3 separate regions of the Homo sapiens genome follow, and regions 1 and 2 are each linked to region 3. Evidence: read pairs that join two places in POLR2A ChIA-PET (ENCODE). Cell type or tissue: PC-9. All regions are shown on one strand. Region 1 overlaps USP34 (ubiquitin specific peptidase 34). Region 2 overlaps USP34 (ubiquitin specific peptidase 34). Region 3 overlaps XPO1 (exportin 1).

Region 1 (2,500 bases), 150 kb after region 3:
GGCAAAGAATCAGATAGTGATGAATGCTATGCAAGTAAGTTAGTGTGATACAGAGGGAGTATGGGGCCTTTCTGAAGGGTGATATCTGATGGACGTGAGTCAGCTATTCAAATGATTATTAGAAAGACGTATTGTAGAAGGAACATGTCAGTATAGGCTTTGAAGTTGGCATATGACACAAACTAGAAGCAGATTGGTGTGGAGAATAATGTGTAAGGGGATATAGTTTTGAAGGTGGAGAGATAAGCAGGGGCAGATTATTCAGGACCTTGTAGGCCACTGTAAGGAGTATGGATTTAATTTTTTCAATGGGAGTCTATTGAAGGGTTTTTAGCAGATGTTTCATGATTTTTTAAAAGTTTTATTTGGCTTTTAAATAGATCATAAATATAGGGTGACTGGAATAGAAGCTAGGAGGAGACCAATTGAAAGGTTTATATATTAGTCCTGGAAGGAAAGTGATGATTACTTACAGTAGGATTGTTAATGATGATTTTGAAAATTGGATGAATGTAAGTGAAAATAAAATCAATAATACTGGTCATTATAGGGTATAAAGAAAAGGGTAGCATTGTGGATGTGGATGACATTCAGCACCCCCCCTCCTCAATTTTTTTTATTTGTACTGTGGATATCATTACTGAGATGTGAAAATCTGGGAGAACTTAAAGACAAGACTTTGAGAGGCCTGTGGGACTTAAATGGCACTGGCAAATTGGGAGTATGAACTTGTAGTTCAGAACAGTTTTCATTAATGTAAGAGTTGTGAGTGTAAAGATGGTATTTAAAAACCATAGGAGTCACCTGAGGAGAGCATACAGGAAAAGAGTAGAGGTGAGTCTAAGATAGAGCTCTGTATGGGTTGGTTTTGCTGTGTAAGAAAACATCCCTCAAAACTTAGTGGCTTACAACAATAGCCAGCCAGGCATGGTGGCTCATGCCTGTAATCCCAGCACTTTTGGGAGGCCGAGGCGGGAGGATCACCTGAGCCCAGGAGTTCAAGACCAGTCTGGGCAACATAGCGAGACTCCATCTCTGTGCAGAAGAAAATTAGGTGGTCGTGGTGGCATGCTTCTATAGTCCCAGCTACCAGGGAAGCTGAGGTGGAAGGATCACTTGAGCCCAGGAGGTCGAGGCTGCAGTGAGCTCTGATTGAGCAATTGCACTCCAGCGTGAGTGACAAAGCAAGACTTTGTTTTATAAAAAAAGAAAAAATGAAACAACAGCCATTTATCATTTCTCACAGTTCTCTGGTTAGCTAGGTAGTTTTGTGTGTGTGTGTGTGTGTGTTTTATTTTTTTTTAGTTTTACATTTTTTGTTTATTTTTTATTTATTTATTTTTTTTTTTTTTATTGATCATTCTTGGGTGTTTCTTGCAGAGGGGGATTTGGCAGGGTCATAGGACAATAGTGGAGGGAAGGTCAGCAGATAAACAAGTGAACAAAGGTCTCTGGTTTTCCTAGGCAGAGGATCCTGCAGCCTTCCGCAGTGTTTGTGTCCCTGGGTACTTGAGATTAGGGAGTGGTGATGACTCTTAACGAGCATGCTAGCTAGGTAGTTTTGTTGATCTGTATTGACTTGGCTGAAACTGGATGGTCTAGGTTAGCCTTGTTCCCACATTCTGTGATTGCCATGCCGATTGGTCTTGTGGGGTGAGCGGGAATCTCATATATGTCTTGTAGTTGGCTTCATGTCAGTTGGAGCATCAGGCACTTCTCTTTCATCCAGCAGGCTAACCTTGGTTCCTTGTTTTGTTGGTGATTAGAGTTCCCAGCAAGAGAAGGCAAGCTCAAAGGCTTTTCTAGCTTCCACTTATGTCATGTCTATTAATATCTCATTGGCCAAAGCAAGTTACATGGCAAGGCCCAGATTTAAGGTGTAGAAATAGATTACACCTTTTGATGAGAGGAATAGCAAAGTCACATTGCAAATTCTTGTACATATAATGATGGGAGGAATTTGTGGCCATTTTGTAATCCATTACAGGCCTTGAGGAAGACTAATGTTGAAAGGTTGGACAGCAGAGAAGGAATCTGCCAAAGAGATTAGGCAGGGCCTGAGAGGAAAACCAGAGGTTTGTGGGTTTTGGACACAAAAAATGTTAATGCTTACAATGTACATTTTAAGTTACTGAGTGGTCTTTAAAAATGCTTTATGAATTTTTGTGTATTTTCTATTTCTGAATCATTTCAGGTATTTATGCAAGCTCTCGGATCAGGAGTTACGACAGAGTGCAGCTCGTAACATGGCTGACTTAATGTGGAGCACAGTCAAAGAACCATTGGATACAACATTATGCTTTGATAAAGAAAGCCTAGATCTTGCATTTAAGTACTTTATGTCACCTACTTTGACTATGAGGTTGGCTGGATTGAGTCAGATAACAGTAAGCTGTATTTGTTTTATTTTTGGTCATCGTTTATTTGTTTTCTGGTCTATCATAATACTACCCACTATTTATGGAGCACTTCATACTAGGCATTGTGCTAAGTATTTTAT
Region 2 (2,500 bases), 180 kb after region 3:
ACATCTTGGATTTGTAGATTCATGTCTTTCATGAAATTGGTTATTTATTTAGTTAGTTATTTAAGTATTCTGTCTTTCCATTTTTCTTTGCATTCTGGGATTTCCAAAATGAATGTGTTGCTCTGCTTCATGGTATCCCACAGGTCCCTTAGGCTATTCATTTTTCTTCTTTTCCTCAGACTTGATAATTTCAGTTGTCCTACTTACGGGTATGCTGATTCTTTTTTCCGCTTGCTCAGAGCTGCCTTTGAATCCTTGTGTAGTGTATTGTTCATTTCAGTTGTTGTACCTTTCATTTCCATAATTTCTTTTTGGTTCCTTTTTATAATTTCTGTCCCTTTGCTGATATTCTCATTTTGTTCATGCATTGTTTTCCTGTCTTTACTCTTACTATCTTTGAGATAAAGTTTTTTAAAATCTTTGTCTAGTGGCTGAGTGGTGAGTCACACCTGTAATCCTAGCACTTTGGGAGGCCGAGGCAGGTGGATCACTTGAGGTCAGAAGTTTAAGACCAGCCTGGCCAACATGGCGAAACCCTGTCTTCACTAAAAATACAAAAAAAACCCAACTAAACAAAAAAAACAAAAACAAAAACAAAACTAGCTGGGTGTGGTGGCACACACCTGTGGTCCCAGCTACTTGGGAGGCTGAGGCATGAGAATCACTTGAACCTGGGAGGCACACGTGGCAGTGAGCTGAGATCGCACCACTGCACTCCAGCCTGGGTGACAGAGCAAGACTGTCTCAAAAAAAAAAAAAAAAACATTCGTCTAGGAAGTGCAACAGGTGGACTTCAGGTATATTTTCTGTGGACTTTTTGTTCTTTCCTTTTTTGTTTTGTTCCGCAAAAAAAAAGTACAACTCTAAGACCTCTAGTAATCATTTCAGATGGTTTGTGTTGAAACAATGGCAGCCAGCCTCTGTGCCTGTACCTCACCAGTCAGAATTAGCAATCAGCTAGCTGTCGGAACAGAGAATCTTGATGTTCAGGGACGTGGTCCTTACTGCCCACCTGTCTCCAGAAGCTGTACCAGAAACCTGTATTGTTGTCTCCGTAGCTGCCTGTCATTGCATGGGCAGGTTGGGAGTGTGCGTGTCAGAAATGGGTAGCAGTAGCAGCTATGGCATTGGAGGCTGAAATTGTTAAGTGTAGAAGTTCAGATTGACTCTAGAGTTTCAGGATACTTACATCTGATTCGGCTAGTACATTTTTTGTCTTGGTATAGTAATGGATTCCTGGCGTTTTCTGTTCTCCCATCTTCCCTGATATCCTTTTCTTTTTCGTCTTCATCGTCTTTGTTTTCATCGTCTTTGTCCTCTTCGTCATCTTTGTTTCTTCATCCTCCTTGTCCTCCTCCTCTTTGTCCTCTTCCTCCTCCTCTGCTGCTGCCACCACCACGCATTCTTAATAATATTTTTTGTGTACTGTGGAATTAAATAATGTACACATTTGAAAGAGTGGGTTTTTTTTTTTTTTAATCTCAGTTACAGGATTTTATGATTTTTTTTCTCAAGGGTCTTGTTACTTAAAAATAAGCTCAGTGGCTCATTCCTGTAATTTCAGCACTTTGCGAGGCTGAGGCAAGAGGATCACTTGAGCTTAGGCGTTTTAAAATTAGACTGGGCAATATCATGAGACTTCATCTGTATAAAACAAAACAAAAATAACCAAGTGGCAGATTAATACCCTAGAAACCCCAACAAGGTTTCAATAATATACTTAATTATCAAAATTAAGTATATTATGGAAATTTCATTATATTAATGGTTAAATTGGCAGAAAATTGGAAGTTTATTATGTATTACATATAGTGTATAGTTTAGTATATACATATACTATATATATAAACATGTATATATGTGTTTTTATCATATTTTAAGTAGAAAAACCATGTAAGAGTTACTTGTTGGCAAAAAGTAGAGAAAACTGTTAGTACAAATTGAGAATTCCTAATCCAAAACTCTAAAATTTGAACTGCTACAAAGTTTGAGATCTGAGTGCCAACATGGTGCTCAAAGAAGTACTCATTGGAACATTTAAGATTTTGGATTATTGAATTAGAGATCTTCAACTGGTAAGTATATAATGCAGATACTCCAAAGTGTGGAAAAATCCAAAACCTGAAACACTTCTGCTTCCAAGCATTTCAGATAGGGGATACTTAACTTGCATATTTTAATCTGTAATGTTATTTAATACTATATTTAAATTAACATTCTTAGTCAAGACCTGTAAAAGTGGTAAACTTACTGAGTATTCACTTGTCCTTAAAATCAAATACTGTTTGTAGTATTGAAGTACTGCCATTGTTTTTTAAATGGATACTTAGTGGTGTTAAAGTAAATAGCAGTAGAAGCAGATAGTGTAATTTATAAGAAGCCTCACCAAGATAGAAGAATTCCTGCAGTATTATGTTTTCTTACATGTATTTCACCTTATATTTCAGTATTAGGTTGTGCATATTTACCCTGAAAGAGAAGCAGCAGAAGAGAATTCATA
Region 3 (2,500 bases):
TAAAATAAAAAAACCTAAACCTGAGTGCCATTACACTTTCTGAAAATATATAAGGTGGATACAGTACTATCTTTTATAGTAGTCCAAAAAGCATCATGTATAAATGTTTCCATTCCCTTATGAAATGCAACAGTACTGCTTTTACTATAGTAGAAACTTGAAAAAGGTCCATGGAAACGCTAAAAGTAGAAAAAATTACTCTTGCAGTGATTCTGTAAGCTTGTTAGCCCAGGTTTATACTTTTAGGGCGTTTTGATCAGTATATTATCTCCTAAAGCATTCTTGAAAAAATTAACCATCCGTATTTATTATCCCTGTCATTTAGTTGTTACTCATGCTATACATTCAACATGAAGCTTTAAGCTTCATTTCTTCTAGCATGGATGCATAGAAAGCAGCTGCTTTTGGAGGAAGCTATGAAAGTAAGGTTGGGTTCAACTCTGAATGTAATATTGGAAGCACAGGTCTGTAGCCATTGGGAAAAAGGGCATTTAATTTTTTCCGCATAGATTCAGCTACTAATACTGTTTAATCTTCACACTAAACTAGTTCACTACATCTAAAGGTATGATAAATAAACCAACATAGAGCAGTGTTCTTCATGGCTTGTAACAGAATTAGTGGCAATTTTTGTAATTGAGAATATATTACAGCAATACTGCTTTTAATAATGTTTCATAGTATTAAGAAATTTAATGGTTTGTTTTAAAATTGACTTGTTAATAAAAAGTAGATTAAGAAAAGTGTTTCTAAATTTTTTTGTTTGTAAGGACAATAGGTTAACTTTCCCAAAGTAAAAGGATTTTGTCTGCAGTAGTTAATAGATCATGTGACAAAATCAGTTGCGTAGAAATAACTAGCAAACTTATTTTGTATTATAAATGAAGAAACAAGATTTAGAGCTTAAAGCTGGTTAAGGAGTCCTTTTGGTCTCTAAAAGTCCTATGTCGTTAGTTCAGTCTACTTTTCGTTTACCACCTCCTTGGGGGTCTTATTTCAAAGGAAAAGGAGTAGTAGTAGCAGCGAGCTGCTATAGTGGAAAACATGATTTTTAGTGTTAGACGTCTTAATTTGATTCTTGGAAGCTCTCTCTAGTCATTGCTTAAGTCCCATGTACAAATATGACCTGTCCTACAAGAGATTGGAGGGTTAGTTATGAGGTTTAAAAGCACCTATTACAGTGCTTGATAGGTAGAAGGCACTCAGCTTAAAGGGTACATTTAGCAGTATAATGAAAATGATTTAGCATATGTGATACTCATTGCTTAAAATTAAAAAAATTTTTTTTTTGCTACTCATAAAATATGCACTAATGACAAGAAAAATTTATTATGCTAATTAAGCTTTTAAAGTCAACTGGGAAAAAAAGCTGTAGGTAGGTTTTTTTTTTTTTAAAGGAATGTGTAACTTGGGGGAGGGGAAGAAATTATTTACAAGGGTGACTTTTAATCTGTAGACAGAACTTCTGCATACATGGTTAGTATAGTAGGATATTTAGCAGTGTAACATTAGGACTACCCTCTACCCTCTGTTATCAGCATTTTTCTATTTTTAGCCAAGTAGACAGCTAGAAAAAAGATGCGGGAAGAGTTGGATGTTTTCTCCAATATTGTGTTCTGTTAAAGATCTTGAACTCTATTGCTTAGCAACTAAAATGCTTTCACCATTCAGTTAGTAGTACAAGGGAGATGCTAGGTTTTCTCTCTTTAGTTTGCTTTTGTGTCTTTTTTTTTTAAACCCCTGCTGGGGTTTTAAGTTTATAAAGAACATTATGTAAGAATGGTGGGATTAGAATAAATCAGAATGCAAATACTAGAAGTAGCATCAGAGAGTAAAATTACAACTAACAGGAAAGAATATTATTTATGTAGCGATTGATGTGAGTGGTGATAGTGTGGGAAGTATTTGATTCTGTGTAGAATGCTTATCACTTCAAAGCATCTGACAAAATGGTAACTTGACCAAGTAACTTTTACTGTGTGAGGATCTTTGATACAACTTTTCCTCTAGTTAGATAAGGTTATCTAGCTAGATATTCTCAGGGAGAAGACCAAAACACTGCTAAAATGTGCTTTGGCCCTAGATAAGCCACATCATTATTCTTTCGGCCTTCTGTCATTTCTCATATGACACATTATGCCCATCAGTCCTTTAATGAAATCAAATAGAAATGTGTATGATTGTATTTTAAAGTATACACATTAACTCTTGTAACCACAGACTCACAATGGAAGCAGGCGTCTGATCTTTTCAGGCAACCACAGTGGTTCTGGTGGGTTTCTGGGTAGAGAACAACCATATAAGTTATTGAGTGTGTAGCAGTGTGTTTTCCTGATTGATGTATGGGATAGTCATGAATGTGGTATTGTATTTCCTACCTGAGGAAAAGGTCATGATTAAAATAAAGCATCAAAGCCAGGATAAGCATATAATTTCTTTCTTTTTTTTTTTTTTTGTAATGAGACAGAGTCTCACTCTGTAGCCCAGGCTGGAGTGCAGT

Evidence for each region. Peaks named below come from ENCODE experiments on the same cell type or tissue, not always from the same donor. Only the 100,000 strongest peaks of a DNase experiment are listed, where the experiment ranks them.
Region 1: POLR2A ChIA-PET joins it to region 3 with 8 read pairs; 5 of 35 experiments call an interaction of 5 or more read pairs at or near these places.
Region 2: POLR2A ChIA-PET joins it to region 3 with 7 read pairs; 3 of 35 experiments call an interaction of 5 or more read pairs at or near these places.

What each region holds. Positions count from the first base shown.
Region 1 is chr2:61,380,056-61,382,555 of GRCh38, reverse strand. It overlaps USP34 (ubiquitin specific peptidase 34), which reads left to right. Exons shown (of 80, transcript NM_014709.4): 7 at 2,195-2,387. Among named protein-coding and RNA genes, the nearest start is that of SNORA70B, 36 kb to the left of the region's middle. RefSeq lists a silencer at 1,516-1,716 and an enhancer at 1,308-1,809. In PC-9, no CTCF peak of the experiment used is centred here; no DNase peak of the experiment used is centred here.
Region 2 is chr2:61,351,658-61,354,157 of GRCh38, reverse strand. All of the region lies in intron 10 of USP34 (ubiquitin specific peptidase 34), which reads left to right. Among named protein-coding and RNA genes, the nearest start is that of SNORA70B, 64 kb to the left of the region's middle. In PC-9, no CTCF peak of the experiment used is centred here; no DNase peak of the experiment used is centred here; H3K4me3 peaks cover 412 bases.
Region 3 is chr2:61,529,622-61,532,121 of GRCh38, reverse strand. All of the region lies in intron 2 of XPO1 (exportin 1), which reads left to right. Among named protein-coding and RNA genes, the nearest start is that of XPO1, 7.5 kb to the left of the region's middle. In PC-9, no CTCF peak of the experiment used is centred here; no DNase peak of the experiment used is centred here; H3K27ac peaks cover 406 bases.